Linked DNA regions of Mus musculus: regions 2, 3 and 4 are each linked to region 1. A link is a loop called in an ENCODE intact Hi-C map of the cell type or tissue named here. Cell type or tissue: left cerebral cortex. All regions are shown on one strand. Links, peaks and the distances in the headings refer to the core of each region. The heading gives the core; the rest is flanking DNA. Region 1 holds the start of Aak1 (AP2 associated kinase 1). Region 2 overlaps Aak1 (AP2 associated kinase 1). Region 3 overlaps Aak1 (AP2 associated kinase 1). Region 4 overlaps Aak1 (AP2 associated kinase 1).

The links. Peaks named below come from ENCODE experiments on the same cell type or tissue, not always from the same donor. Only the 100,000 strongest peaks of a DNase experiment are listed, where the experiment ranks them.
Region 2: a loop joins it to region 1, with 3 times the contacts of the local background. A loop is called at or near these places in 2 of 42 quality-filtered maps.
Region 3: it touches region 1 in a loop (4-fold over the local background); 14 of 42 quality-filtered maps call a loop at or near these places.
Region 4: it touches region 1 in a loop (2.0-fold over the local background); 2 of 42 quality-filtered maps call a loop at or near these places.

Annotation. Positions count from the first base shown.
Region 1 is chr6:86,846,330-86,854,143 of GRCm38, forward strand. Aak1 (AP2 associated kinase 1) reads left to right here and starts at 3,176. Exons shown (of 16, transcript NM_001378654.1): 1 at 3,176-3,886. The coding sequence starts at 3,724. 2610306M01Rik (RIKEN cDNA 2610306M01 gene) reads right to left here and starts at 3,111. Exons shown (of 1, transcript NR_028298.1): 1 at 2,078-3,111. In left cerebral cortex, for the core only: a CTCF peak has its summit at 3,339; DNase peaks (open chromatin) are centred at 2,690, 2,926, 3,082, 3,526 and 2 more places; H3K4me3 peaks cover 4,379 bases; H3K27ac peaks cover 4,155 bases.
Region 2 is chr6:87,000,467-87,008,280 of GRCm38, forward strand. Aak1 (AP2 associated kinase 1) reads left to right here. Exons shown (of 16, transcript NM_001378654.1): 16 at 1-2,761. Among named protein-coding and RNA genes, the nearest start is that of Nfu1, 5.5 kb to the right of the region's middle. In left cerebral cortex, for the core only: a CTCF peak has its summit at 2,489 (motif pointing left); DNase peaks (open chromatin) are centred at 2,217 and 2,474; H3K27ac peaks cover 485 bases.
Region 3 is chr6:86,912,750-86,920,563 of GRCm38, forward strand. All of the region lies in intron 1 of Aak1 (AP2 associated kinase 1), which reads left to right. Among named protein-coding and RNA genes, the nearest start is that of Aak1, 67 kb to the left of the region's middle. In left cerebral cortex, for the core only: no CTCF peak of the experiment used is centred there; DNase peaks (open chromatin) are centred at 2,424, 2,952, 3,612, 3,880 and 3 more places; H3K27ac peaks cover 3,885 bases.
Region 4 is chr6:86,990,703-86,998,516 of GRCm38, forward strand. Aak1 (AP2 associated kinase 1) reads left to right here. Exons shown (of 16, transcript NM_001378654.1): 16 at 5,138-7,814. The coding sequence ends at 6,261. Among named protein-coding and RNA genes, the nearest start is that of Nfu1, 15 kb to the right of the region's middle. In left cerebral cortex, for the core only: no CTCF peak of the experiment used is centred there; DNase peaks (open chromatin) are centred at 5,524, 6,126, 6,347 and 6,895; H3K27ac peaks cover 2,373 bases.

The DNA.
Region 1 (7,814 bases), core at 1,253-6,252:
CAGGATGCCCTGTTAAGTGTTTAGGCAGTACCTGACACAGAGTTGCAGAGCAAGTGGGACATATCTAGTGCCTCCCAGACTCATTTCAAGCTCACCTGATTTAGTTTTTCACTTCAGATTATTCTTCTGTAGTAGCTAAAGGCAACTATTTAGTGCACACATGTACTGGTAAGAATCCACTCTACACAAAGACCGTGTTGGATGCCTAAGGAGGTAAAGAGAAGACAGCCCCTTGACTCTGAGACACTTCATTGCAAAGATGAAATGCTGGACAGGGACCCAAGGCACGGTCGGACGTGTTATAGAAAGTGTGTTAAGTTTGCAGAATGACTCATTTGAGAGTATCTTGTTCTTGAGAACTAGTGAGCTCTGGTTTTGTGGTTAATGGGTATCAAGATCTAGTGTTCTATGGTCAAAGCTCTAGAGAGCCACATAGATTCCTACTTGTGCTTAAGGCTTTTAGTCAGTTTCTTCCTCCTAAGTAGACAGGTTAAGTTTGAGCTCAGAAGCCAAAGTGTTTGGGCTTGAATCCTGGTGTTGCTAGCTGCTGCCAGTGTGATTCTGGGCTTATTATCTACCTTGTGATTCAGTTCTTCACCTTTAAAATGATCTTAAAAATAGTACTCTATAGCCAGGCGGTGGGAGCACATGCCTTTAATCCCAGTACTTGGGAGGCAAAGGCAGGCGGATTTCTGAGTTCGAGGCCATCCTGGTCTACAAAGTGAGTTCCAGGACAGATAGCCAGGGATATACAGAGACTCCCTAAACCAAAAAAAGAAAAAAAAAAAAAAAAAAAAAAAAAGAAAAAAACCAACCCCCCCCCCAAAAAAGTACTCTGTTTCATAGGTGACAGTGAGGATTAAATAATATAATATATACAAAACTAGAAAACCTGAGTAATAATTGCTATTAATATTAGTCCTTGAAAGGATGAAAACAATAGATTTAGTCTCCTATTAGTCACTTAGTTATTTCTGTCAGATTGTGATCAAGCTATACTTTAAAAACAAACCAACCAACCAACCAGTGTGTTCCAGCATTTGGGAGGCAGAGGCAGGCAGGTTCCTATGAGTTTGAGGCAGCCTGATTTACAAAGAGAGTTCCAGGCCAGGCAAGTTACAAAGTATGACAGCCATTTTCATCCCCCCACCCCCACCCCACTCGCGCATACACACCAGTCAATCAATGTATAGGAATGATTGCTGCAGTCCCCTTCTGTTAAACAGTGGTCTTTCACTCAGGCTGAGTGCCTACTAAAAGCATGTTACTCAGTGGGAGTAGGCTGCCTTACTCCTTCTGGAAAACCTTGACTGTCTGAAGTGAGGCTTGAGATTTGAGCAAACCTGGTCTGTACCAGGAGAGTGGAGAAAATTAAAACCCGATAAGGCACCAGGGCTCGATGGACAGACTAACAGACTCTTTAAAGGTCGGTCAAAATTAATGGTGCTGAGAAAGATGAGGGGCTGTAAGCCCACTAAGATTTCCCATCTATTTTAAGACACACACTAAGCTTCTGTAACAGAAATCAAGCCTTTTAAGGAAGGCGAGGAGAACACACCCTGGGCTGAGTTAGGAAGATGTTCCGCAGGTGCTGAGTCTCACCCTTAAGGTGGCTGTAGGATTGTGTGAACTGAGGTGGCAATACTGGCTCTCTCCGGAAGTTAAGATGCTATCTCTCTCCGGAGAGTTATATGACTATGGTACCACATGAAATAAGAAACCGCAATAGCCACCGCCAGCACAGCCGGACTCAATATTCAGATTAACCAAGAGCCATCTTTTTTTGTTCTATTTTTCAAGACAGGGTTTCTCTGCATAGCCCTGGCTGCCCTGGAACTCATTCTGTAACCCAGGTTGTCCTCGAAATCAGAAATCTGCCTGCTTCTGCCTCCCAAGTGCTGGGATTAAAGACGTGAGCCACCACTGCCCAGCAAGACCCATCTTTTTTTATTTCCTGGGGGCCCCCTTCTAGATCTTCCTCAAGTGCCTGAAGTAGAAATTCTGGGATGAACTGCAAGAGGGTAGTTGCATCTTTAAGAAGTGTGGGGAGCTGGTGGAAAAATAACCTATACTCAAAAAAGAGAAAAAACCATGTATTTCTTGGGGGAGAGGGCAGGGGAGGCAGGGATTTGGCACGACAACAACATCTTCTGTGAAGCAATCTAGGAGGAGAGATCTCAATTCCTTTCCAAATCCTTAGCATTTGACAGGTGCCAATCACACAGCCCTGTACTCTATCCGCACCCAAGCGATCCTTAGTAAACACAGCATCTTCTTGCGAAAGATTCTGAAGAGAAAGCAGTAGGTGTGTCTAAAGTTCCCTTTAAAGGCGTGAATATATCTGGTAAGGACCAGGCAAATCTGGGTCGGCAGAGGGCCATGGTTTGGGGTGGAGCCCAAGGATGGATGTAGCCTGGTCCCTAGATGCTCCGTGTACTGGATCTCCCGCAGTTCCTTCTTCGACCCTCAGGCTTCTCAGTTCTCATCGTGGTCGGGGACCGGAAGACACCTGCTTTGTTTCCTTCAGCACCGAGATTCCGCTCGGCTCCCTGCTGGCATCATACCCACTTCTCCCCAGCCCCCAAGCCTTCAGTACCTCCGCTCCCATGACGTCGGGGAACTCCCAAACCCAACTGGGGCGAGGCAGCTAAACCGCGTCCTTCAGGTGTCAGTCCGGACTCCTGTGAAACCACAATTCCCAGAGTGCCTCTGTCCATGAGGCCAAGCCATAGATAAAATGGCTACAGAGAGTGGGACGTGCAGCTGGAAAACTAGTCTCTGGTGACTTTAGCAGATGTACTTAAATACCCGAAGCCTCACTTCTGCACCACTCCACTATCATCTCCAGTCCCTGGAGACGGCGTCCGAAGGTGCGCTCGCTCCCGGGGCATCTTGGGAATTGTAGTCCAGATGCCAGATTACCCCGAACTACTCTTCCCAGGGTGCTCAGCGGCAGGACTACGGCAACGCTCTCTTCCAAGTGTCTCTGTCCCGAGTTCCACTGCTCTGGTTCCCTTCTTGCCATCGGTTTCTTTCGCTCTGTAGCTATAGCTGGTGCACCTGAGACGGCCCCTGAGAAGGGGCTGTGCGGCCCTGAGAAGCACTTCCGGTGGCAGGTCACTTCCGGGTGGGTGGTCGGAGCCGACGGGCGCGCGCGCGGGGGAGGGGCGGCCTCAGCGCGGCGCTCGGGGATCAGCTGGCGGGCGGGCGGGCGCCGAAGCGGCCCCGGCTCTGCGGCAGCGCCGCCTCCTTCGTGTCGCAGGCCGGCGGCCGTGGCCATGTCGCGGGGCTGGTAGCTGGGCTCGCCGCCGAGCGGCCGCTAGTGGGTGTCCGGGGCCCGGGGCGGGGGTCCGGGCAGGGGTCCGGTGCGTTTCCAGGGCTTTCCCGAAGAAAATGCACGCAGCGTTTCCTCTGGATGACGGCCTGTGCTTTCCCTAGGACCCGGCAGTTAGGCTCTGGAGTGTGTTACTGATTCATCCTCTCTCTGCCTCTGTCATCGCAGGTTTAAACTTAAACGATCGCTCCCCGAGGAGGAGGGGACCCGCCGCGCGATTGACAGTCTATTCCTGCAGGCGCCGTCCCTCAGCCCCCACCCCACGGCCGGATTCCCGGGGCTCTGCTCAGGGCTGAAACCGGAGAAGAAATCCTTAGATCTCTTTTCTTTACAACAAATACGAACCTAGAAACCATCGGCATTTTGCCTTGGCATTTCATATTGGAAAGATGAAGAAGTTTTTCGACTCCAGGCGGGAGCAGGGGAGCTCTGGCCTGGGTTCAGGCTCCAGCGGAGGAGGGGGCAGCAGCTCAGGCCTGGGCAGTGGTTACATCGGAAGGGTCTTCGGCATCGGGAGGCAGCAGGTCACCGTGGACGAGGTGTTGGCGGAAGGTATGTTGGGAAGCCAGTGCGCGGTGAATTAATCTCGTGTGCTGATGTGGCAAGACTCTGGTTTCTAGTTGTATGAATGGGTTTTGACCAACTGACCCTCCCTTCCCCCTCTGCACTTTCCTTGCGAGTCATTGTCCTTGAGAGAATTAAAACTCAGACTGGGAATTGACAGGGCTTGGGGGGGCAGTATTGCCCAAATAGTTTACCTCAGTGGCCTTTCATTTGGGTGGGTGGGGGGAGCGCGTGGAGAAATCTCTTCCTTTGACCGAATTATTCGGATCCTATGTGTGAAGTATAAGTGAAATGCAGGGTGGTGGTCTTGCCATTTCCCTGAAACTTTAAATTCTGATGCGGAGGCTGAAGGGTGGGGATGGGGAGAGATCTTAAAGGAGAGGGGGGCTTCTCCCACCTAACTTTCCTATTTCTTTAAGTAGGTAGCCAAAGAGGATTTCTCTGGGGACAGGAATGCATTTTTTGGTGTTTTGGTTAGGTTTGTTTCTTTACCCAACTGCAGTGAGGTCCCCAGGATGTGGCTAAGATAAAATCATAAGCGAATGAGATGGTTTTGAACTCAGACGCCTAGGCCTCTTTTCTCCTTTTAGTTTCTATTAAGAATGACTTAGGATTGGCTCTGGTTTAGTGTTCTCTCAGTTGGAGAGGATGCTGTGTGGTTTCTCTCGGTGTGTGCTCGTTGGTCTATCTGTGCTCCTGCAGATACATATTTTTCTGCCCCAGGCTTTAGGGAAAATCTTGAGTGTTTCTTGGGTAACCTTAACCTCGACCTTCGTAATTATGCCAGACTGATACTTTTCACAGCTCATTGCCTGCTTACTGTGCTTTTATTTTTAATAAAAGCAGCAATTTCCTTGGCATGAAGCAATTTAAACTAATTGGATAGGACCAGTCTGCTGTAGGTTGCGTTACAGCCTGCCAAGGCTTGGGTCTGGGGGAGGCCTCAGTGAAGGCAGCATGGTGGTAGAGGCTAGTCTATCAGCGAGGGAAGGAGGAATGAGAGCTAAGCAGCCCCTTCGAAAAGGAGGCTTTTGCAAGCTGAGGTTGAAGGAAGGACCTCTACCTGGGCCTAGGAACTGCCTGTCATGGTGAGTCTTGTAGGGTGGTGGACGGGTGGGTGGGAAGAGGCCAAAGCTGTGTTAGACTTAGTTTGTGTAAGTACTGGATTTGGCAAGGCCCAGTTTCTGAGGATACATTGAAGCCTATACTTAAAAAGCACAATTTTGAAGAGATATCTGATAATTTCCTTGTAAATTACTGCTGCTTTTTTTATTTTTTATTTTCCATTCTTAGTATTGTTCCGACTGGACTTAATCTGGGCCTGAGTTACAATCCTTTCTGAACCTTTCCTTGAGGATTCTGGTGCAGGGTGGGAGATGCTGCTATGTCTGCTGCCAGATCTGTACCTTGGAATCTGAGCTGACTCTTATCCTGTAGCCAAAGTCCTTGACTACAGTGGGGGGTGGGGAGGGAGAGGGGGGTGAGAGAGAGAGAGAATGAGGAAGGAGATGAGATCAGGAGGATGGCCTCAGAGCCCAGGAACATTTTTTTCAGCTAGGATGTTTTCTCATCACGTGTTGCCCTAAGCTTTGCTTATTCTCTGAGTCTGGAAGAGTGGTGGGAAAGAGAAAACACAGAATCAGCCTTTGTTTTCTAGGCTTCCCTGGAATTCATCCTGAGAGCTGCACATTGTGCATTCTGATATTTTAAAAAGTAGAACTTTGGGCTTGGATCTGTTGATTCATTCGTTTATTCATTCAGCCAACAGTCACAGAGTGCTTGTGATGTGGCCAGTTCTGTGCTAGGCTCTGGGGACATGATGTTTAACTAGATGTTAGCATTTCAGAGCTGTTTGAAGAGATAGAAAATGGACAGTTAGTGATAGTGTCACCGTAAGAGTAACCTACGGATCAGTTGCTACAAATCTTGTCCTTAGGGCCCCTCAGTGTTAGGGAGCTAAGACACGTTTTGTGGAATGAGCGAGTGTGGTAACAGCACGGGCTGAGGCTGTGCATGAGTGTAGCATTTAAAATTTGGTCTGGCAAATTTTTTGGCTATGATTGAGCTTCAGTTGTGGCCTTTGAAGTACGTGACTATGTAGGAGTCAGTATTTATGTGGCACTACTGAGTTCAAAGACACTGCTAAGGTTTAAAAGGGGTGAGAGATAGAAACTCTAAAGTGTGATGCGTGCCTTTTAAAATTAGCCAGTGGGTTTCATTGAGGTGCTGAGATCATGCTTGTGTTGTGCAAGGTAGCCAGGTAGCTACATCTCCAGCCGTGATGTCTGCCTTTAGGGAACTGCTAGTCAGTGTAGGAAGAAAATAAATTCATTTGTACATATAGTAGTGTGCTTATGGCCACAGATCCTATAGTCGGACAGATTTAGGGTCAATTTTTGGATTTGTTTTTGTTGTTAAACCTTTTTACATCGTGTGTGTATGTTTTCTCTAAGATAGCTCACCATTTCCTGGACCTGTTTTAAAAAGCATCTATTATATTATTACTACTATTGTTGTGCATGTATGCTGCACACAAGAATGTGTGTGCATGTGTCACAGAGTGCAGAAGTCAGAAGGCAGCAGTGTGATGTTAGCTTGCCTCTTCTACCTTTACATGTGTTTTGGGGTCTAGAATCAGATTGTCAGACTTTTGTGACAAGTGCCTTTTCTTGGTGAACCGTTTTGTTGGTCCCCTCTGAATCTTTTGTTTGTTTCTTTTTTCTCTTCTTTATATTTTTCTTTTCTTTTCTCTCTCTTTCTTTCTTTCTTTCTTTCTTTCTTTCTTTCTTTCTTTCTTTCTTTCTTTCTTTCTTTCTTTCTTCTCCCTTTCCTCTCCTCTCCTCTCCTCTCCTCTCCTCTCCTCTCCTCTCCTCTCCTCTCCTCTCCCCCCTTTTTTTTAAACAGTTACGCAACTTAGATGAAGATATTCCACAGGAGCGCTTGTTAGAATTGAAGATCTTTCTCACACCTTACTCTGTAGGTTGTAGGTGTGGAAGTTTAACAAGTTCTGGGCAGAATCTGACTTAAGCTAAAGTCCGAGTTCCACTGCCCTGAGGTATTTGAGGACTTAGTATGACAGTGTATATAAGGAATTTATCACTTTCAAAGTGATTACTTCGATACATGGTAGCTGTTATTTACCCAGTGACAGCGTGTTTAGAGTTAAAGGTGAGTGGGGAGCAGGTGAAGGCTGGTTTGACTGGGACAGGGCTGAGTCAGATGCTCTTTGCAGTACTGTGTGGGTAGCAGTACCCTTCCCTGTCTCCTCTTCTCCAAATCCTCAGGTTCTTATCTGTCCACCAGTTCCAGCTAGAGTTGCTGTGATAAGAGTTCTATACCAAGTACCCCAGGCACTGGCCAGGCCATAGGGTGGTCATAGTGGGAGTTTTCAAATGCAGACCTGATTATCACCACATCCTGTTCACAATTTCCTTTTCCCCAGTGTGGGTATTGGTCTGTGCTTCATAGTAAGAGACTGCCAGAACTCCAGGCATCAGGTGCTGGAGAAGAGGGGAATGCAAGGCTGCCATCTCCAGCAACAGCAGCAGTCTTTCTAGAATGGCTCTCTGGCTAGTCCTGGAGGAACATGGTTGTCTAGAAGAAGGTGAGCCTCGATCATGAATTAGAGGGATATGGACATCTCTAGGCTGAGTGCTTTCTTACCTGTAGGAGATGATAAACCATGTCTGAGTTAATAATCATGTGATATCAAGGGAAGATTTGGCTTAAGCTTCTAGAATGAGCTCATTGGGGAAATTAGAGCATTGCTTAGACACAGTAATTTTGTCATACTCCTTGGCTCTATAAAGCCTTATATCTAAACTTTAAACAGTAAGTAAATATTGAATCCTTGCTGTGCCCAAGGTGGCATTCCGGAGCTGTATCAGTTCTGCAGAAGGTGGACTAGCAGGCTCCA
Region 2 (7,814 bases), core at 354-5,353, 150 kb after region 1:
AATTTATTCTAGCACAGGCAGCTTAGCAAGCTCTTACTATCGAACTTTAAAGCAGCTTGGTTTATAGTCAGGTGGGAGAGCACTTAGTTAGCACGTGTGACCACTGGGTTTTATAAAACTGAAGTCCCGGGAAACAGTGCAAGATGCTTCCATCATGTGATGGTGATCAGTCTCACCAGAGAAAGTGAGCAGAAGTTGGTGCTCAAAAGGAAATTTCAGTTAATACAGCCTGTTTTGTCCTGGCTTATTTGTGGAGTTGAAGACCTATGTACTGGCACATGCCCTAGTGTGTGTGCATATGTGTGCGTGTGTGTGCGTGTGCGTGTGTGTGTGTGTGTGTGTGTGTGTGTAACAGTCTTCTACTCACTAACCCATGGTATGTCTCAGTTTCATCTGGCAACTGAGTTCTTCTAAATGGTTAAGAAAATGCTGCCTTAGAGCCTGTTGTATATTTATGTGTTGGAGTCTGTGCTTATCAGTATTTTCAGCTAGTCTTCATTGTGCGTGAAATATTAGAGTGGTCTGATGATAAGAAATTCTGTATTTTTATTCTGTAAATTAGAATAATCAAAAAATGTATCAAATTGTATGATATATGCATTACTTCAAATAGGAAATGTAAAGTGGAAAACCAGGGACCAGGAGCTGCAGTGCCCTCCCCAGCAGTGAGTGGACAACTTCCAGTGGAGTCCATTTGGGTCCCTCAGATGTAGAGATGGTGCCCTCTGTGGTGTCTTTGGCATTCAAACTTTAGAACACATCCCAGTCAACTCCAAAATGGCTGCTAGTCACAGCATTTCTCTCAGCATCGAAGTCGTTATGGTGAAAGGTAGTCTGCAGGAGTGCAGTGGTAGAGGCAGGAGCACCTGGCACTTCTCATGGCTGCCATTTCCCAGGCCTCCAGGAAACACTAGGGTTATAAGTAGAATCATGTCATTTTGAGTTTTTAGTTTTTGAACCATAGCCTTTGTCAATATTTGTTTTGTTTTAACCACCAGAACACTTGAAAACTCAGTAAAAATTTCATTAAAGAAAAGCTTTCAAAATGTTTAAGAATAAAAAGTAGTGTCCAGTTATAGATGGTTCTGCCCTGTACCTGAGAGATCTCCGTGCTCCCTAGCCCTGTTTCTGCTCTCCCTTAATTATTCCCCCAGCATTCCCCTGACCATTCTGACCAGACCAATCAGTGGGTGCTCAACAGTCATACTAACTCATGGCTGTTTCCCTTGCTACTGCTGTAAAATGTCTGTTTAGGACTCAGGCCAACCTTGACAATCTAACAGTGAAATGGAATAGAGGACAGGGGAGGGTTGGTGGAACCCAGCCGTCCTCTGGAGATGGGGGGCAGCTCTTTCCCTGATCCTATGTGGCTCTAAAACGAGCACATATGTGAAAGGGCCTTAGAATAGCAAAAATAGCCAAGTTTTGGCCATGGGGACACACATGCCTGTATGGGGCGAGAGGTTCACTCTCAATTCAATGACTGTTGCCGGGCGGTGGTGTCTTACACCTTTAATCCCAGCACTTGGGATGCAGAGGCAGGCGGATTTCTGAGTTTGAGGCCAGCTTGGTCTACAGAGTGAGTTCCAGAAACCCTGTCTCGAAAAAACGAAAAAAAAAGAAATTCAAGGACTGTGTCTGGGCTGCATAACAAGACCTTGTCTCAACACACACACACACATACACACACACAGGCTAAATATTAACTACATGTGACGTAGGCCAAAGTCTCTGTAAGTTGTAATTTCATAGGTCTTGTCAGGTGTATTTCAGCAGTCTCTGGCTTCAGCAAGTGCGCCATTAATTCTGACTTGATAGTGCCCAGTGAGCATGGCCTGTGCTGCCTTGTGGTAGAACCATGCGTATATACATCAAAGGGATCAGATTCCTTTTGTCAATTTTGGCATTTCAGAATGGATTTTTAAACACCAGTCAAGGATAGGTCAGTGTTGGCTGATACCACATGCTTAGACTGTGTGAGAACCCTTGTCCAGTCTCCAGCACCTTCACTTTGAGAGACAGTAAAATCCTTTCCTTCAGAAGTGGTGATCCTGCTGTGTTCTGCAAGTCTACCAAAGATTCTTGTGAGGAGTTTCTCAGCGCCTGTGTGTGCAGACATGTACCCTCCTGCTTCCTTCACGGTGTTAGCTCCAGCCCCTCCGCTTAGTCATCTGCAGAGGGCTAAGACAGGACCGCAGGCAGCTGGCACAAGCAACTCTGTTCCCTTTGCCAAAACCTCCAAAGTTAGAAATGAAGTTGTTTGCGTCTGTGGTGAGGGAATTGACCAGCCATTGCTTCAGCCTCCTTCCCGAGTAAGCACCTTCTTGGTGCCTGGGTAGCCCTGGGAGGACAGTGGTGACCTGCACCACAAAACCTGCAAGACATTATTTTGAATGGAACATTTGATGTCATTTTTAGGGAACAGAAACCAAATAACAGAGGCCAAGGACCATGCGTATTTCAAGGAGGGAAGATGAGCGCCCTCTGCTGGCAGTATTTGTAGTTGATTGAGTGAGGAGCTCTAAGCAGCCTGGAAGGAGTGCTGAGGTCAGCAGGCCTCAGGAATCCTTAACATGCAAACAATCTTGAGGGGAAACCAGAAGGTCATTCCTAGCAGTTACTGTAATACCTCTCATTGCAGGCTGTTGGGTTTCTGTCGTTCACTCGGTGTGATTTATCTTATGTATCTGATAGTTTTTATGGATAATTGTTTGGGTTGTAAACTCCTATACTCTTTATTAAAATGAACCTAATTAAGAGACTTAGTTGTGTGTTTTTTCTTAAGTGGGATCTTCTGGGGATGAAAGGGTCCCTAGGTACCTGTCCCCAGCACAGATCCTGTGATGGATTCCGATCCTCCTGAACAGAAGCCAGTGTCAACACGGAGAGGCCCACAAGAACCCAGGACATTTCAAACCCCCTGCCATTTGGGAAAACCTACCTACCTAGTTTCAAATTTGAAGCAGACAGTCAGGGTGGTATTTAAACTTTCTTGAGCTTGACTTAGCAGGACTCCAGGAGACCTGGCAATGTACTGTGTTCATAGAGATGGTGTTGGCAGACCGGGAAGCCCTGCAGAGTTCTGGTGTAATGCATATGAGTGAGACCAAAGTGGCCTGAGTCCTCCGAGTTTACTTTACCATCTAAATATAAACCTCCACCTGGTTCCATGGTTTTGTTTTTAATTTTGCATTTTTTGGAGACAGGGTCTCACTATGTAAATGAGGCTGGCCCCAAATGACAGAAATCTGTCTACTTCTGCCTGAGATTAAAGCCATGTGCCACCCACCACAGCTGGCTACTTGTATGATTTAAATGTTCTTAAGTGTTAACTGGAGATGGGGATGTACACCTTTGGTCTTCAGCCCTTGGGAAGGCAGAGACAGATCTCTGTGTTCCAGGACAGCCAGGGCTATACATGGAGAAATCTTGTTTGGAAAACAAACAAACACCAACAACAAAGTTCTTAAGTGTTTCAAGGTTGCGGCCCCGGACAAAACTGCTTTCTTTTTTACCTGAGACTCTGCAGGTTCTCTGGGAGAAAGAGTCCCCCTGAGCTTTCTACGAAGAACAGGACTCCCAATGGAAAAAGCCAGGTAAAACCATACCAGATGGCTGAGGCTTGTCTGTCTAGATTCTTGTCTTCCCTTGTGTTTTTCCTTGAGTTCACCTTAGATTCAAGTTGTAGAATCTGGGCTTCAGTTTGTGTGGGCATAAATATTATGCACTGAGTAAAGATTATCCTATTATTATTCAAATGCTGATTTCTGTGCCCCCTTATCTGGTTGCAAAACATTGCTCCCCAATTATTCCCTGATTAGTCAGTAAAGAAGCTGATTGCCCAGTGACTGATTAGGCGAAGAAAGAGCTGGACTTCCTCCAAACCAGGGGAGGAGGGAAGAGGAGATAGGAAGGGGTAGGATTTGCCCTGGCAAGGGAGTCCTGGAGACACCATGAGAAACCACCTAGAGCCCAGAGAGCCAGATCAGTATTGAAACGCAACTATCACTGGTATTTTGACTGGGAGGTAGTCAGATTACTGTAGAGGATTAAATAGAGTAACACTGCTCAGTTGTTATGCCCTTGAAGCTTGTTAAGTAAACGTAATAACCCAGCCTTAATTATTTGGGAGCTAGCTGGGTTAAGAGGAAAACTGCAACAAATACTTATTAAAAATCCCCACTGACAAGTGTGCAGGCAGCATGAAGAAGGAGAGAACACTGCTCCCTGAGGTACTTTAATTAAGCCTAGCCCAGAGGCAGTCCACAGTCTCTTCAGCACACAGCACATGCTGTGTGACCTAATCCCTAGATCCTGGTAGGTACAGTGGGGGCTAGAGAGATGGCTCCACAGTTCAGCACTAACTGTTCTTGCAGAGGGCCTGAGTTCAGTGTACAGTGCCAACATGGTGGCTCAAAAACATCTATAACTCTACTATCGTAGGAGATTGTACTGGCTGGTTTTATGTCAACTTGACACAAGCTGGAGTTATCACAGAGAAAGGAGCCTCTCTTGAGGAAATGCCTCCATGAGATCCAGCTATAAGGCATTTTCTCAATTAGTGACCAAGGGGGGAGGGCCCAGCCCATTGTGGGTGGTGCCATCCCTGGGCTGGTAGTCCTGGGTTCAATAAGAAAGCAAGCTGAGCAAGCCAGGGCAAGCAAGCCAGGGCAAGCAAGCCAGTGAGTAACATCCCTCCATGGCCTCTACATCAGCTTCTGCTTGAGTTCTGGTCTTGACTTCCTTTGGTGATGAACAGCAATGTGGAAGTGTAAGCTGAATAAACCCTTTCCTCTCCAACTTGTTTCTTGGTCATGATGTTTGTGTAAGAATAGAAACCCTGAGTAAGAAGAGACAATGTCTCCTGCCAGCCTCCTTGGTCACCGCGTGCACTGGCACTCTGGCACTCACGAGGAGATAACACCTATCCACATTATACAAAATAAAAAACCCTGGAGATGTTATCATATGTGCTAAAGCATTTATCAGATAAGATGAGGATGTTACTCCTCCCCTACCCCTCCACTGTGTGTGTGTGTGTGTGTGTGTGTGTGTGTGTGTGTGTGTGTGTATCTAACTCAGCACACTTGTGTGTGGAGACCTGGCTGCTCTTCTACTGGAAGAAGGAACCAAATTGAAGCCATTTTGAACAAAACCTCCATTTTGAATAGGGGTCAAATAAAATTGAAGTTCTCCAGACCTCCTTGGGTTACTGACATCCTGCTTGGTCAGTTATGCTAGGCAAGTCACCCTGCTACAGTTGACTAACCCAACCAATGGAAACAGGATAATGACAAAGGCATGTTCCTAAGGAAGTCCCCCATCCCTGATTCCTGACTGGTGAGATCACTTGGCACAGATGTTTGTAGGTTTGAGGCTTTAAAACTCTATATTCTGGCTCAGGGTGGCAATCCAGCTCCTGAGTTCTGTGGCCCTGATTGGTCATCTGTTTAAATACTTCCTAAGATGAACATTCAAAGACTCAGTCAGCCACCCAAGTCTGTGACATTGTACCTGATTGGTCAGTTTTTGCTGCCTAATTCAAATAAAAATCTTGCTTTGCTGGACTCTTGTGCCTGCTTGGATTTTTTTTTTTTCCGATTTCTGGATCTTAACATCACTTCATTCATTGTGGCAAGGTCTGTCAATTAAACCCAGAGTCAGCTGATACGGCTAGCCAGCTTGCTTGGTGGATTCTCTGTCTCTGCAGACTGCTGGCTGCATCACCCAATAGCATTCACATGGCCTTTGGGGATCCGAACTCCCTTTTTCACATTTGCAGGGAGAGCATAGGATGGAATGGAGGGACTGGACAAGGAGCACACAGACATGCAGCTCTTGGTTTGTTGGTTACTTACGAATTCTTGTGTGTCATGTGCACAGATGTGCTTGCGTTTGGAGGACAGAGGTCAGTGTAAGGTGTTGTCTTAGTCAGGGTTCTCTAGAGTCACTGAACTTATGGACTGTCTCTATATATTAAAGGAAATTATTGGAATGACTTTCACTCTGCAGTCCAGCTAACCCAACAATGGGCAGCTGTGAATGGGAAGTCCAAGACCCTAGTAGCTGCTTAGTCCTATGAGGCTAGGTATTTTGGCTGGTCTTTGTGTAAACTGGGATCCTGAAGAAGTAAGTTCCAACAGATGTGCCGGAAGTAAGAGCAAGGAGCCCTTCCTTTTCCCATTGTCCTTATGTAGGCTTCCAGAAGAAGGTGTGGACAGGATTAAAGGTGTATACCGCCATGCCTGGAACTAACCTGTTCTTCACTTGGAACTTGTTCTGTCCTAGGCTGGCCTTGAACTCAGAGATCTGCTTGTCTCTGTCTCCTGGGATTAAAAGTATGTACCACCTTGCCTGGGCCTAAACTGTTCATGGCCGCTGTGCCTCAAGATCTGGATCAAAAGTGTGTGTCTTCCAGCCTCAAGGTCTGGATCACAGGTGTGCCCTCCATTTCTGGATTATAGTTCATTCCAGATATAGTCAAGTTGACAGACACTAACCAAATCTCTCCCTGAACCTGAAAGTCGAGAATTCATCAAGCTCCTCTCATCTCTACCTCCTTCAGCACCGGGCTTACAGGTGAGCTTATTTTTGACAAGGTTGCTGAGGATCCAAACTCTGGTCCTACCTGTGGCAGGCATTGTTCTCTCTAACTCCCTGATTTCTAGACACTGTTCTCAAGGGAGTCAGGTCTCTCAGGAGAAGCATGGATTCTAGGGTCTGAAGTAGACACAAGATGGCAGGAGAAGCATCTTCCACTAGTGCCAGACAGTAACAAAGAGGGACCCAAAATCTATCCTGGAAGAACTTCCGAGCTTAAAGCCAGAATAATTTGAGTTGTAAAATACATAGGACATATTGTAAATATCAGTGCTCTTATAGGGCATGGTGACACACTCCATTAGTCCCAGCACTGGGGAGGCAAAGGCAGGTGGATCTCTGGAACAGGAGAATCAGGTTGAGAGGGGAAGATGAGAGGGAAACAAGGGAGGGGATACAGGAGGGGGAGCTAAAAATCAAGAGCCATTTGAGCTTGTATGGAAACCTAATAGAGTAGAAGCTTCCTAAAATATATACACAGATGAAGGCGATCGAAATGAAATCTCCAAATAATAGGAGAGTCCCAGCTGGATATCTCTTGTCACCAAATGAAGTTTCCAGTACCCCAAATGGGCTACATCTAGTTGAGTTTTTGGCCAAAGGGGCCCCACAGGAACCCACAAACAACCCAGGTGGTTGCCAAGACTATAGGATAGAATGCTTTCCACAAACTTGGAAGGCCCTATTGCTGAAGACAATGCCCACACAACTCACTGAACATAGAGAAGTCAAGTTGGTGCCTAGAGCCTTCATCCCTACGTGCTAGCATCTTTGACACAGGAAGATACTCTGCATGCTGCCAAAGGAGAACGGTAAGCACCAACCCAGCCACTAACCCTTTGATCTACAATGGTGTCCTGCCTGCGAGATATGTTAGTGCAATGGTGGCACAAAGCTTGTGGGAGTAACCAGCCTATATCTGATTTGACTGAAGGTCCATTCCAGAACATACCTAACAGTGCTTAGGTAACTAAGAATCTGAGACTCGATAGCCCAGGGACCTAGGGTAAAACCAAGAACTACTGTTGAACTAAAAGAATATAGCAATAAAAATGACTCTAAACATTCCACTAACAGCCAAACAATATGCAGAGAATGACAGACCTTGAAACACTCAGCCCTAAGTAGGACCTCTCCATCAACTCTCTCAGGCAACCTGCAAAGCTGAAAGGGTGTAAGAGGCAGAGGAGATGGAGAACACCAAGAAAACAGGC
Region 3 (7,814 bases), core at 996-5,995, 66 kb after region 1:
GGGAGCCGTGGCTGGGTGAGGAGAACTACTCAAATCCTTAACGATCTGAAATCAATCCGGCATGAGACCACAGGCCTATAATCCTGGCAGTCCTAGTGCATGGGAGGCTGAGACAGGAGGATTGAGAGTTTGAGACGAGCCCAGACTAGACTGATACCCTGACTCAAAATAAATAAATAGATAATAAATAAGAAAGAAAAAAGATTCACTTTCGATTCTATGTGAAGTTGTAAAGTAAGTAAAACTAGTGATAGATTTAGAAAATCAGAATACTGGTTACCACTGGAGAGAATGAGTGGGACTATCTGGAGGGGAGCCCACACTTTCTGTATGGTGAGAGACTCTTATATGTTGGTGGAGCTTGAGCTGGGTGTGTCTGCATTTCTCAGACCCCATAAAATAGTATCCCAAAAGCTCATATATTTCACTGTAAATAAACCTTTGTTATCTCCTATCCCCAAAAGAACCTGTAAGCCCCGAACTTATTAGTGGGGGGCGTGGAGGGAAGCAGCCAGCAATGCAGTCATTAGTCCAAGGTTTTCTGGGCAGTCCACTCACGCTAAAAAACCTGACGTTTGTTGTCAAGGGCAGCAACAGTAGGAAACATCTTTGGGGCTCAGGAGACTGAAAGTCTTGTTGGACAGTGCCTGTATTTGGTGTTGACCTTTCCTGCTCAGTTTAACTGTTCTACACATCTATATTCTTTGTAAACACATACCCAGGCAGGCTTTACTTTACTAGTGCCCTGTTTATCCCAGTCCTGTCAAGCTGACACCGAAGGGGGCAGGAGCATAGCTCAGTGGCAGAATGTGTTCTTAGCATGCTGGAGGTACTCGATCAATTCCCAGCATTGAAAGAAAAAAAAGAGAAAAGTTTGACACCTCCAAATTAACCATCATAGGCCCATGAACATTAAAACTATGTGTGCTGAAACATGTAGAGTTAAGTGCCTGAGGTCTTACTGACTTCAAAGTAAGTAACAGGAGTTGTGTTGGCACAGATAGATGGTAGATGGCAAAGAGTCAGCAGAGTGCTGACTGTGGGCAGTGAGTGGTGAATATGTGAATGCTTGCAGTATGGTCTTTGCAGCTTTCCTTATCATTAGTTTATTTTAAGATCTATCTATCTATCTATCTATCTATCTATCTATCTATCTATCTATCTATCTAGATCTATCTATCTATCTATCTATCTATCTATCTATCTATCTATCTATCTATCCATCCATCCATCCATCCATCCATCCATCCATCCATCCTGTGTTTGTGTGTTTATGCCATGTGTTTTGTGTATAGGTCCCCAAGGAGGTCAGAGGCGTTGCATACCCAGAGCTAGAGTTACAGGCAGTTATGAGCTTCCTGATAGGGGCTCTGGGAACCCAACTCTGTTCCTCTGCACGAATAGTATGTACTCTTAACAGCAGAGCCATCTTTCTAGCCCCAGGGGGAAAAAATCTATATGACAATGGTCCTGAGGGTAAAGGTGCTTGCTGCCAAGTTTAATGACCTGAGTTCAATCATAGGACCTCTAAGGTAGGAGAAAGAAACAATTCGCTCAAGTTGTCCTCTGTCCACACAGATGCCTTGGCACTGGTAGACAAAATTAATTTGTAAAAACTTTATTGATTCTTTGTAAATTTCACACCATGCACCCTAATCCCACTCATCTTTCCATCCCTTCATATCTTCATATCTTGCAAAAGCCCTTGCAAACTCCCTCCCCCCAAAAAGAAAAAAAACCAAACTGAAACAAAACAAAAATATCTCACTGTGGAAGCTGTTGTGTCTTAGTGTGTCACTGTGTGCCCTTTTGTGGAAGCTGTAGTGTCTTGGTGTATCACAGTGTGCCCTTTTGTGGAAGCTGTAGTGTCTTGGTGTGTCACAGTGTGCCCTTTTGTGGAAGCTGTAGTGTCTTGGTGTGTCACAGTGTGCCCTTTTGTGGAAGCTGTAGTGTCTTGGTGTGTCACAGTGTGCCCTTTTGCCCAAATAACTTTACTTGCATTTGTTCAGTGCACTGACTCGTTGGTCGGATTCAAGGCCTCTGGCTTCTGCTACCCTGTCAGTAGTGGATCCTCACCAGGACTCCTCTAGATATCCTGTTGTTGCCCTGTGTCATGGAGATCTTGCAGCTTTGAATCTATAGGACTGGATCAGCCCCTTCATGAGCTCCAGCAGTTTATAAGGTGGGGTGAATGTTGGGGTGGGCCAACTCAGAGCACTGAATCTGGGCCTGGGTGGAAGCTGAGTTGGTTAGCACATCAGCTTCCCTGTGCCCTGAACATTGGGGCCAAGACTCCTACTTTGCCCCGTGAAAGGTGGGGCCAGCTCCCTCACTTCGTGACCTCAGGGCCTACTCTCCAGCTTGCTGCAGGTGTTGGGTGAGTGTGGGTGAGATGGGGATGGGTCTTTCCCATGCCACCTCATGGCAGACAAGGTGCTGGGCTGGCTTTCCCACTCTCACAGCCTCCAGGCCAGCTCACCCACATGCCACAGATGGTGAGGGATAGGGAGTAATTTTTTTTAAGATGAGAAAAATATAAAGATTCTGCTATTGCATTTAGGAATTTAGACTGTGGCTTGGGGGCTTCATTAATGCTCTTAAGAGAAGGTACTAGATAACTTTGCATATTTGAAAAGAAACTTAAGACCCATTTTTTTCTGGAGGAAAAAATATAACAGGAGCCAAGGGAGGAGCATGAGGGATGGAGCTGAAGCGATTCTAAGGCTAGGGTGTGGAATGGTGAAAACTTAGTGAACCCACTTGATTGGCTGTGTAGGTTAGGGTCAGACTAGGTTGGCTGCAGTACTAGGTGAAGGGACTCAAGGGCTCTATGTCACATCCCTTTGATGCCATTGTGTGTGGTCTTTCTAGAGCTGCAGTAAATGTGGAAAGCTAAGAAAGCTTTAAGCAAGGTGTTAAGCTGATATGTTCTAGTATGAACAGTTGTAGCAGAGATAGTGCCAGACAGGATTTATCTCTGCAGAGCCCTTAAGAAACTGTTCACAGGTCCTGGTGGAGCTGGAGCTTGGAGATCTGCTTTCCAAGGGTAGACATGGCTTCTGGCTTCTTTCTAGGTGTTTGCCAGTGGAATGACTCTTTCTCCGTGAGCTGAGGATGCCGAGGGACTGACCACGGGGCTGATGATTTCTTTTCCTTACCTGAAGTGGGCTTTCATTTCCAGCACAAGGGCTTTGTTGTTGTGTTTCTTTTGTTGTTTGTTTTGTTTTGTTTTGTTTGTTAGAAGGGATCATTTACAGACAAGGATGAGTGTGTCTTACTGTTTTTATGAGCCATACTGTGAGCTCACTGCCTGAGCAAGAAGGGTATAGACACCTTTGTCCCATGCTGTCCTAAGGTGCTGGGATGGACAGAGAAGTTGTTTCCTCTTTGGGAAACTTTATCATCTTTTCACAAAACAGACATTCTTGAGTCTAGCCCTTCTATCCCTTTTTATATTCTGAGAGAGTGGGAAGCTGGGACTAGGTAGAGATTCTGTTGTTGCTGTTTTGATTTGGGAGCTTTTACAGTGCTAGGCAGACAGGTTTTCTGACTGAGTATGTGAGCACTTGCTGTATGGCTGGCACAGGGCTGGTGACAAGGTGCCACAGTGAATCAGTCGTCATGTCTGCTCTTGGCAGTTTATAGTGTACAGAGGAAGAAGGGATCAGACCAGGAATTACCCATCTAAGTATTGAATTACACTTATATCCTAAAGAAAAAGATGCTGGCCACAACGTGGTACTGGTACCAGGGACAATCAGAGAGGTAAGTCAAGGAAAGAACTTCTAGAAACTTAAAGGGTAAGTAGGAACTAACGATGCCGAGAGAGAAGCATGTGCAAAGAGACTGTAGGCAGGCTGAAGTATGCACAGCACTGTGGAAGCAGGGAGGCTCCTACTGGGATAGGGCTATGTGACTAAGCACTGGCAGGCTGTAGTATCTAGAAGAAGCTAGGACATGTCTTTGAGCCTTCCAGCCATAGGCAGCAGGCAGTGTTTTCTCAAGGAGGGCTGAGATGCTAGCAAGGAGTTTCAGACGGATGAATGACATTCAGTATCTGTTTCCAGATCACCTAGCTGCAGTGGGAGAGTAGAGTATGGTTCTTCTGACCAGGAGAAGCAGCTGTGGATTTTAGTGAACAGAGAATATGACTGAACCAGTGTCTCCTCACCACTTTTTACATTTTCCACACAGCTAGTTTATAACAACAGAGCAGTGAAGGTGTAGCCAGGTAGCACAAGGAAGGCCCTCTCTCTATCATACTTAGCTGCTGGTAAGCCAGGCTAGTTTATTTTGGATCCTCACACAGAATTCTTTGATTTCTTCAGCTCTTCTTTTTTTGTTCTAAGCAGGCAGGTGCCTTTGGTAAAGGTGGTATTAGAGGAGGAATTTTTTTCAACCCCCTAAGGGAGCTTCCTGAACTGGAGATGTTCCTTGACCACTGCAGGCCTACAGAGGAAGAGGCATTTTGTTTCCATCGATCCTGTAGTTTGCCTGGGCTGTTGCTTGGTTGGGTTCTGAACCCCTGACAGTCTTGCCATTCTCTGGCCCCGTGCCCACAGCCCTGCTGGGAAGAGGGAGTTGAATACCTCAAGTGTCCCCATCTGGGTGTTCTTTCTGCTTGGGGAAAAGACTGCTTTGATATGTTCCCCAGAAGGACCTAGCACATGGTGATTTCAGGCTGAGGCGAGAGAGACTGACTTTAGAAAAACAAGCCCAAGTCTCCCCTGCAGTCAGTGCAGGCACTCACGTCACTGACCTTTTCTCCTGGGCGGGCTTTGCTGTGCTCTTGCCATCTGTTCTACAGCTTTAAAAATCATCACTCCTTCTTTGGAAACTTCTGGCAAAGTTGTCTTCAGTGTGAGTCAAGTGTGGATGGTGTTTGTTAGCTTCTTGGTCATCCCTGTGTGGGCTCAGAAACCCTGTGGACAGAACATGAAGTATGCTTGCCTAGAGGACTCTGCCACGATGGGTAACGGTTAGGTGGGGTTTTTAATACAGGGCTTCCTACCTCTCACACTCTTAGGAAGACAGAAGCATGACAGGGTATGTAGCTCAGTCTTAATCTGGAGCCCAACTTGATTAGGATTTAGGAGACTTTCCCCTCCTTTTAGCCTATTTGTCCTCCCAACCAATATTTTATCTATCTATCTATCTATCTATCTATCTATCTATCTATCTATCTATCTATCTATCTATCTATCTATCTATCTTTGCCTAGCATCTTTTGTAGAACTCTTACATAGGGAAAGGTTGAGCTGCTTTGCTTGACGCTAGGAAGGATGCTGTGTGCATCCAGTCAGATTTCCCTTCCCATGTCCACTGTAGAACCTCAGCATAAAACATTGACCTTGATCTCCATGTCTGCAGTTAAGGGAATGGAGGCCAGAGAAACAGTGGTGGGCCAGGCCACCCTTTCATAAGCCCTCAGCTGATGCACTTCCACCTCGGCTAGGTCTCCCCTCCTGACTCTTTCAAAGACTCCTATTTCCTGATTCTCTCTTGGGTAATTCAAAGAGGAGCTGCACCCACCAAGCACACTCACGATGTTTGCTGCTATTTAAAGGGAGGCATGCTTGCATTGAGAGCCAAGAGTACCGAATGGGCCTGCAGGACCCATTCCTCCTTTTGGAATCCCTGTTCCTTTGACCTTTGTCTTGTTGATCTTAAGCAGGTAAATGCCATTCTCAAAGGTGTAGATAGGATCTGGGTTAGAAAGGTAGGTTTCTTTTTATGTGCAAAAAATAAGCTGGTGCCATATGTCAGATTTTTATTGCCTAGAATTTTGGCCCTGCTTAAAAATAACAGCAAAACCTCTTTGGCAGCCACTCAAAAAACCCTGTCTGAAAGTCAGGATGGGCGTCTGTCCAGCTTCTCAGTTCACACTTCTCATGCCTGCCCGGTTGCACCCAGCATTGCTCAGATAACCTCAGGGCTCTCTGTCTGTTACCTTTCCTCCCTGAGTGCAGGTCACTGCAGTAGGATATCCTAGGCTGCTGCCACCTTCCATGATTCCGTGTCTGATGAAGTGGCAGTAGAGGTCCTGCCTCCACTGCAGTACTGTTTATGGGTGTCGACTGTCAGGATGAAGTCCCAGGAAGATTTTCTTTGTTGTCTTTGAAAAGTTTCTCTTTGACATTGTGATCTTTTGTTGGTATGAGCACTGAGAGATTTTGCTCCAAGATTATATAATTTTCCCAGCCACGTGGAGAGACTGTAATCCATGCCCTGTGTACTTCACTGGCCTTACAAACACAGAAGCAGGGCCATCAGTTCTGTCCTAGCTTGTATCAGACGGATGCCTGTATTACAAATTCTCATTACCAGCAGAGAGCTAGACACTTTTGGTGTCTTTATGTATTTGAGAAGTAGAGGACCTCGTTGTGTCATTAATTTCTTTAGCACCTCCTTGAATCTGTGCTGATTGAAGCCTTTCTCAGGAAAGTATTAGGAAAGCAACTCATGTTAGGGCTTTCAGTGATATAGGATATGTTAGAAAATGCAAATGAAAATCACAGTCAGATGAGGACACATGAAAATGAATAGCTACAATGAAAAGATCTGTAACCATGGGCTGAGGAGGACATGGAATTAAAACTTCCATATGGCTGATAATCACTGTGAGGGACCATTAGGGTGGTTAAACTTGTCATGTGGCTGAGGAATGACTACGTATATGAAAAAGGCCTTCCTTCTGTACAGATGTTTAATTTATAATAGCACAAAGCTAGAGACATTTGCATGTCCTTCCATAGTGGATGGGTAAACTATGGGCGTCTGTACAATGAAACAGTTGAAAAAAAAAAAAGCCCAAAATTGCTGATACCTGTAACAATGAGACTGAATCTAGAAATATGCAGTAGGAAAGAAGCCAGGCATGAGAGTCTAAGCTGTGTGATTCTATTTAGGCCAAGCAAAGCTCAGGTACAGAGAAACTAGAGCTCACATTGCAGGGTTTGAGGAAGAAGAGGAAAGAACGATCTGCAGAAGCCGCTCCCTGTTGTGATGGTTGTGGGAGTGCATGATGCTGTAAGGCCATTGTGATGTGTGTACAGTTGGTTTACAAAGAAAACCACAAATAGATGAGGGGTCTTGTGGAATTTCTTGCTAATTACCTCTGTGTTCTTGAATGGAGAACTTAATCCTTCTTTGTCTATTTTATGTAGGGGGAAATAGCCACATGGAAATTCTGGGTCTTTTCTGGCAAGAACTTGCTAACCAATATATACTCATGTATTGGAGTTTGCTTACAAGTATTCTTTTAAGGTTTGGAACATTTACTATGTTGTTTCCTGTCTCTGCATATCAGTAAGATGAAGGGTTTAGATTAGATCAGAGGCAGAATACTGGAAGCTCAGAGTCTGTAAAGTGTTTAGCTTCTGTAGTGATGTTATTTACCGTTAATATAAAATGTGACTTATTGCTTATGTTTAAATCTAGAGTTTTCAAATAAAATTTGGGTTTCCATTTTAGGTTTTTTAAATTTTTCTTTTCTCATTCATTCATTCATTCATTCATTCATTGACTCATTCATTTTGGGGAGGGACATGTGGAAGTCAGAGGACAACTGTAGGAATCAGCTCTTTCCTTCCTTTTTGTAGGTGACAGCGATTGTACTCATTTGGTCAGGCTTAGTTTTGGATACCTTTACCAGCTGAGCCATCTCTGGCCCTGTATCTCCTCACCTTTAGAAATTAACATTGCTGATTGGAGTGGTGGTAGTGGTGGTGGGGATGGGAGTAGCTCACTTGGTACAGTGCTTCCTGTGTAAACATGAAGATCAGAGTTAAATCCCCAGCTCCCATATAAAAATC
Region 4 (7,814 bases), core at 2,792-7,791, 150 kb after region 1:
AGAGCAGTTACTGCTCAAGACACAGAAAGCCACAGGCAATTTCTAAAGAAGACTTCATAGCCAAGAGGGATCTCACCATCACAGTTTGCAGTCCCCTGGTCTTGGAGTATTTAAAGATAATCCCTGAAAGAGGTTGTCACTTACATTTTGTGTTGGACTTGGCTCTTCCTGATCAGATCAGAATTCTAGAACTTAGATTATTGATCATTGAAAATTTGATGTCTTTGTGGTTTGCAATTCTCATTTCCTATGCTCCTCCTGATAAGTTTATTTTGATGCAGACCAACATAGCCTTCCCCCAGGCGATCAGTTCTGTCTTCAGCAGTACTGTGGGAGTAAGGAGACCTTGGAGATGGGGCTGGGGGTCCATGCTCAGCTGAAAAAAAGAATGCTGTAGACCCCTTGGGCCAAGCTAAAGTCACTGTGCCAAGGCTTCTCTGGCAGGCATCTGACAGTCTCTACCTTCCTGCTCTGTAAGTTGATCACAGTCTGCTGCCCCTGACATGGAGAGTCTAGGGAATGACAGCATCGCCCAGAACACTTCAGCAGTTGAGAGGCTGCTGACGTAAGGGTTACAGTGAGGTTGTTGAGTGAGACACTTCAGATACTGCAAGCTGATTCATAGCCCTCTCTAGAGACCATTTTACCAGTGCAAAATTAGACCGTTTCTTTCCATGATAATAATGGTTACCAAGTTGGATGTCCTTGGCTTTTGTGAACTGAATGAGTCCCAGTTGGCCTCCATTTCAAAGTCTTTAACAGAGATATCCTATGTAGTTTCCCCTGGGTTTCCTTTCTCTAAAGAGGAGGGTTGAGGCCTGTTGGCTGCCTGGGTAATGTCACCTTACGCAGAGTTCCCAAAGGTTGGTAGGAGGGAAGTCCTTCGTTGCTTCTCACTATGCTGCAGTGTCCTGAATTCACTATCTGTGGGTATTCTCCTCTGCCCTGTTGTTCAAGCCTTTATCACATGGATGGATTCTTACCTTAGGTCTTTAACTTGTCTTCCCCAGGGAAGCTAAGCAAAGTGATGTAATGAAGCTATCTTGTGCAGTAAAATGTGAAAAATGAATACTGCTTTGCAAGTATTGTATAAAATAAGTCTGTAAACAAATTTCTTATGTAAACATACAGAGGAATAAAGCTTTTATCTGTTCAAAAAGTGCATGATGTTCAGATGTGTAAATAGCTTAAGGTAGCTTTTCTATTCCTACGAAAGGACTTGAGCACATTACTTAAAGACTGCAAATACCAGTGGACAAAAGTGTGAGCAGCTGTGCAAGATGTCCTGAGGTTCAGTGAGTTATGACTACCCTGGGGAGTGAAGCCCATCACGGTCAGGAGTGAGAGACCTACCAACACATGTTAGCCAGGACCATACTTAGGTGACAGAGTGGTACCAATTAGCAACTGCTCTCCTCTAATTTAGTCTTTAATACACACCCAGGCCAATTGATTTAAACATGAGGATCCAAGAATGTATTTACGCCCTGGGAGAAATAGCTCTCTTTAATTGCTCCTGGCATCCTGCTCTGAGCTTTCTCACAATTGCCTCGCATAAGGGAGTACCAAGTGCTGGGGTTCCAGTGAACACCAAAGGTTGTAGGAATCCCAGGCCGCTCAGCCTGTATTCTAAGACACTGAGTTTCAGCGGAGGCCACGCACCTTGTTGGCACATTTTGCTTCTTAATCTTAATACCCAAGCCATTGCTTTAGACTTTGGCAAGACTTTGTTGTTGGTGTTCCCTGACGGGTTCTACAGTTAAGAGTGTAGAGACAATAAAGTTCTAACACACACTACAGAGTAGCCAGCCGGAAATTTTAAATCTCAGGTTTGGGGCCAGCCAGATGACTCATTGGGTAAAAGCCTAATGAACCGAGTTAGCAGCGCCATGGGGCAGAGGTAGAGAACTGTCCTGTCACCGCTGCTTGGACACTGTGGCACATGTTGTGCATGCACACAGTAATAAGCTTTTTTTTTAAATCTTAGATTTTGCTTCTTTAGGGAACACTCTAATGACCTCAGCGCCAATCACATAGTATGCCTGGGGTCAGGCATCTTCAGGAATGCCACACTAGTCTCTGGTCTCTGGGAGAGTGCAGGGAGTGGTGAGGATGTGGGAGCTCATGCTGAAACCTGTATAACTCAGATGGGGTTATTCCTAGATGTTTTGAAAACAAAAGGAGAAAGGACCCAGCTTGAGGGAGTTACAAGAGAATGCCTCAGGATGAACAAAAGCCTTGTACCCTTTAAGGCCAGGTCCTGGGCTAGGAGAAAAGGCGAGAGTTTTTGTTGTTTTGTTTTTGTTCTTTGGTTACAAGGTATCTGCTGTGACTGCCATTGGTAACTAAAAGAACTTGACCATGGCTTGAGGGTAAATTGGGTGGATCCTTCCTAGAAGCTAGGCTCCTTCAGCAGTAGTGTGCCATTGGCTCAAGGCCGTTTCGACTGCAAAGAGTATTCACCCTAAAAATACTTATAAAAGCACTTTCACCAAAAAGGTGAACAGCAGTCAAACCCTTAGCTGTCAGTAGGATTTTATATGCATGCCTTTCCCCTGAATTCTGTTGTTTGCCTGGTTAACACCACCAGAATTCTCTGGAGTCATAGATGTCCAGGTTCCCCATAGGGTATTTCTTTGGCCTTCAAAATGCTAGGCCTGGTTACTCTGCCTCAGTCACACTGCATCTACAAGAAATGTTGAGAGACAGGCTTTTCAAGAAGCCCCATCAGAGACATTTTCCGGTCAGTGAGACTGAGGAAATTGCTTCGAAACTTCTTTTGAATAACAAGAGTCTAGTTTTCCCTTCAGACTTGATGCTATGGTGTTTTATGATGACTCCACATTTTGTTGTTGTTGTTGATTTTGGTTTTTTGAGCCAGGTTCTCACTCTATAGCCCTGGCTGGCCTGGAACTTTCTGTATAGATCAGGCTAGCCTTAAACTCACAGATCTGCCTTGATATTCCAAGTGCTAGATAAAAGGAATGAATCACTCTACCCAGCTGATTTTGAACTTTTTAAAGCTGTTGGTATTTTAAATATAAAATATCTTACTATTCATTTCAAAAGCCAGAGAAGATGCCCTGAGTTGGTGGGTTTTCTCCTGGGTTCATGACTCAAAGCCTTCTTGCTACTTGACAGAGTAGTTTGCATGGGATGGCCATGTTCTTCATGTCCCATTATGGATGAGGGAGTTTTCCCTCGCTGCCCCATAGGCATTGACAGCATTGGGCCCTGGGTCTCCAGGTCGATAGCTGCCTTTTGCAGTCTATATGTAATTCGGTTTGAATGAATCCAATTTCAGTTCCCTCAAGCCACTGACTGCAGTGAAAACTGTCATTTGATGATCAGTCCATACAATCCCAGGTTCAGTCACTGACTTGACCCAACGTTCTGTCTCTCTGTGCTAAAGGATACTTTGCTCTGCTCCATAGCCAGCTTAGAAGCACCAGCATTCAGGTGGTTGTGGGAAGGAGAAGAAGTGTAACTTAATTTAACAACTGAGGCTGACCTGTAAGGAGGGTGGCCTATGGACTCTTAGGATCCTCTGAACATTTCTTTGTGAGTTTTATTTTGAAAGTTAGTAGTTCCACCTACCCATCTGTCATTTTAGTTTCCTCAGAATTTGTCACCTGGGCATCTCTGAGATAAATCTAACCTCAGTTCTCTTGCCTGATAAATTAGAATTGTGTCCATATACACTGTGAGGGGACAGGAAGTCTTTATTTCCTACTGGTTTCCGTATCAGCACTTCAGTGCGCTCAGCAGAGTCACAACGTAAGGAAAGCCACATCATCAAATGTCACTCAAAAAGCCACACTGTACCATATAGAATTCAACTTATAATTTGAGTGTAGAAATAAAAATGGGAGGGGGGACCTGAAATGTATTTATCGCCAACTGTTTAAAATAAAGGGCTGCTTTTACAAAGTTGCAGGATTTAAAAAAAAAAAATGTTAGGTGCCCCCCTCCCCCGAGTTCTTGACAGCGCAATTCCTCAATAAGTAACTGGTTTCCCTATAAGCCCGGCTGTGTAGCCCCTTCCTCTGTGCTCTGTGTGCTTAGTTCAAGCCCACAGAGTATGGGAGGAATTCCTGTCTGGCTAGCTATTCACTGGGGTGGAGGAGGGTGGGGGAGAGGGCCTGGTGGGGAGGGAATAGCCAAAAGCTAATATCCTCGTGGGTTGGGACATTCTGGTGGTATTTCTTTTTTGAGCCCATAAAGAAATATATTTTGTCCCCACCCCCACCCCACCCACCCTTTCTCTGGATTCTTCTTGCTTAGTTACATATGCCTTTTTCCTACCCTCCTGCTAACATGTGCCCAATGACATACTTCTAACCTGCTAATATGTCTTGGAAGGTAAGCTCTGTTGCATTCTGATAATTGTCTATTTGATTTTAAAAGCCAGTGCGCCCAGAGGCACCTCTACCTACATCAGCACTTGTGCTAGGATCTGGAGTTTGCTAGTAGTTCTGCTTAAAGAAGTCAATGGTGGGCTCATTAAAGAGAACTTTGCTAACCTGGGACACTAAAAACAAAATTGTAGGGCAACTCCAGCCAAAGTTGATATCATCTAGTATGACTTGGAAAGTACCCTCAGTATTTGCATGGGGCATCACTTGCTCTGTGAGTACCATTTGCAGTATGTCATCAAGAAAGCGTGCACTTACTGGCAGCCGAACTCCGCTTGTCAGCGGGTCTGCCCCTCTGCACGTGGAGCACATGCAAGATGCCGAGTTAAGTTCCTCCCCAGACAGTGGTTCTCCATAGCCCAAGTCTGTCTGGTGTGCGTGGAGAAGAATGACTGGGCTGCTTTCATTTGCCTCTGAGCCAGGTAGAGCAGGTGTCTGTGCCTGGCCTGCAGTTAGGAGTGTTGCCTCGTTGCTCTGAGTGTCGGTGTGCCTAACACATTCACCTTCCCTGCCCATTGTGTCTTATCATGATCCAAAGTGTGAGGTGATGCTTGCTCTTCAGTCTGTGTGCATTTACCTTGCTTGACTTGTTTATTTTTCTGTTTTTCCATTGTCAACATCCATCCTTTGGTTCCACGATGTGTCTGCTCCGTTGAACATTAAATGTTCCAAAAAGCTCTGGACCAGCATCCACATTAATTCTGAATTTTATGCTTTTCTAGGTCTCCAGAGAGATCCCAGTCCTTGTCCTGTAATTACTGTAGAGCACTTTAAAGAATCCATGGGCACCAAAGGCCTTCCCCTCTACCCAGATCCCTGCAGAGCTCCTGGCACAAAGACTCAGAACACCTTAGCATCTGATTCTCTGGCCCGAGAGGGTCCTTCCAGCAACAGCTCCTTCCACAGCAGTGAGGAGGAGGGGACTGACCTGGAGGGGGACATGCTGGACTGCAGTGGGTCTCGGCCTCTCCTGGAGTCTGAAGAGGAGGACGAGAACTGCCGGCCTCTCCAGGAGAAGCTGGGAGAAGCCGCCCTGTTCTCTGAATCTGGAGTGTGCACTGAGCCAGAAGAAAGGGGACAAGGCGGGAAAAAGAGCCAGTTCTTGCCAATCAACCAGCGAGCCTCAGACGATCTTGGGGAGCCTGATGTCTTTGCCACAGCCCCCTTCAGGAGCTCTCTGGTTCCAGCAGACGACGTGGACATTTTCTCCAAAGCCCCTTTTGTTTCCAAGGGCAGCGTAGCGCCTTCCCAGATGGATGAAGTAGATGTGTTCTCCAGAGCTCCTTTTACCAAGAAGAGGAGCATGGAGGAGTTCCTGGCTGTGCAGGGCTCCTCACAGGATTTGCCGATGCAGGCAAACCTCAGTCAGTCCAACGAAGGGCCCCTACTTGCAGGCCGAGATAGAGCCATTTACACCCCTGCACAGGCGCAGTATCCTATGACTGGCTTTGCACCGCAGGCTGGTCTCCCCTCCCACTCTGTCCAGGTGGCAGACCATTTTGATGGCAACTCTCCCAGGGGGTCTCCTATGAGCTCTGGGGGCCATCCTGTTGACAGAAACAGAGGACTGCAGCCCCAGAAAGAAGCCTTCTCAGGCCCAGCAGCTGGCAAGCCATTCCACCCCCAGGCTTTATCCAAATATTCTCGACACTATAGCCCAGAAGATGAGCTAAGTGCAGAAGCCCAGCCCATTGCTGCCTACAAGATTGTTTCACAAAGCAATAAGCAGCTGCTAGCTGGCTCTGTGTCTGTCACATCCCTGTCCTCCAGGACTACAGAGCTGGCCACTGCTGATCCTTTTGCTTTAGCCCCCTTTCCTTCAAAAGCAGGCAAACAGAAACCCTAGGAGCAGAGACGAGCCTGAGGCCTGCCTCCACCCACCCCACCAGCACCCACCACACCACTCCTGGCTGGCCTTTCAAGGAGCAAATCCCACCCACTGTGACCATGCAGTTCCCTGCCTCAGAGCAGAATCACTTCAAGGCAACTAGCCAAGTTGCCACGAGACCTGGCAGAAGCTCCTTATGTCACATGTACTGCTTTGGTTTATATTCATACCCAGGCTTGTAGATGGTTGTGTCACCTTCATAGAGGCCTTCCACCGCGCTCAGAACTCTGATTTTTCTTTTTTTTCTGCCCAGAAACCTTTTTAATCCAGGAATATTTTACCCCTAGTTAACAGGGGCTATATTATACCATGACTTTGAATTCCTACAGCTCCTGTTGGAGTCACTTGTATTGAAGAATTAAGATTGATCCCTCCAGGACTCATCAATACTCTTGGAACAGAGAAGTTTCTAGAAAGAAGAGCAATACAAACCTACTGCACATCTGAAGAAGTTAATCTTTTAGCTACTCATCATTCATTCCTATGGAGCCAGCACCTCGCAAAGCACTCTGGGATCTGTCACCAAGTCTGTAGGAGCCAAGCTGGCCCTGTGCACAAGTGTCTGGGTGCATACTGTGGGTCAGACTCTGTGTCGAGTAAAGGAACACACAGATGGGAGCAGCATTCTGCCTCCCACGGTCTACATTTAGACTAGTGTGGACGCTTGTATGCTCATGCATATGAGAAACTCTTGTCCTTTGAGTGAAACCACCATGCCTACCTCCATTAGCGAATCACTCGTTTTTCTTGCATTTGCCTGTTGACCTGACTTGAACCTTGGCTTTATTAGATTTTTTTTTTTTCTTCTCATGGTAGAATTGAAGTTGTTGGACAATTTGGGGCAATCCTGCTGGAACTGACTGAGGTGTCAGAGTGAATTTTTTAAATTCCATTTACCTGGTTTTGAAAAAATCAATTTCCTAAAACTGGACATGGTAGATACCTAATGAATGTAATCCTAGCACTTGGGAAGCTGAGGCAGGAGGATTGCCACAAGTTAAGAGATTAGTCTGGGCTTAATACTGAATTCCAGGTCTCTATATCTCAACACCTTCTCCTTCCAGCCAAAAAAGTCATCAGTCTTTGTGTTTCCCTGGCAACAGGGGAAGAGAATCTTCAGAGGTCCAGCCACGGGGACTCCTGCCTGGGTACCATTGTTGTGAAATTCATTAATCAGGAGCCCAAGCCACAAGCTAAGTTTGCCTGTTATTTCTCCCAAACCCTTCCCATACACCTCTACTGCCTCTTAAGTGGGTACAGACCTGAGACCCGGAAGTAAACTGAGAATGGAAAAGAGTTGGTCAGTTGTCCTTGCAAATCTTTAAATGATCTGTGCCTTTCAGATGTTCCAGTAGAGCAGACAGGTGACTGGCTGCGTGTTCAGGAGTGTGTTTTTATATCTGGACGGCTCTGACCATTCCTAGTGGTTTTCATGTCCTTTATTTTTACTGCCTTAGAATAAACCCTGACTCCATGAGGCATCCACTGAGGAAAGAGTTGCAGCAAACCCA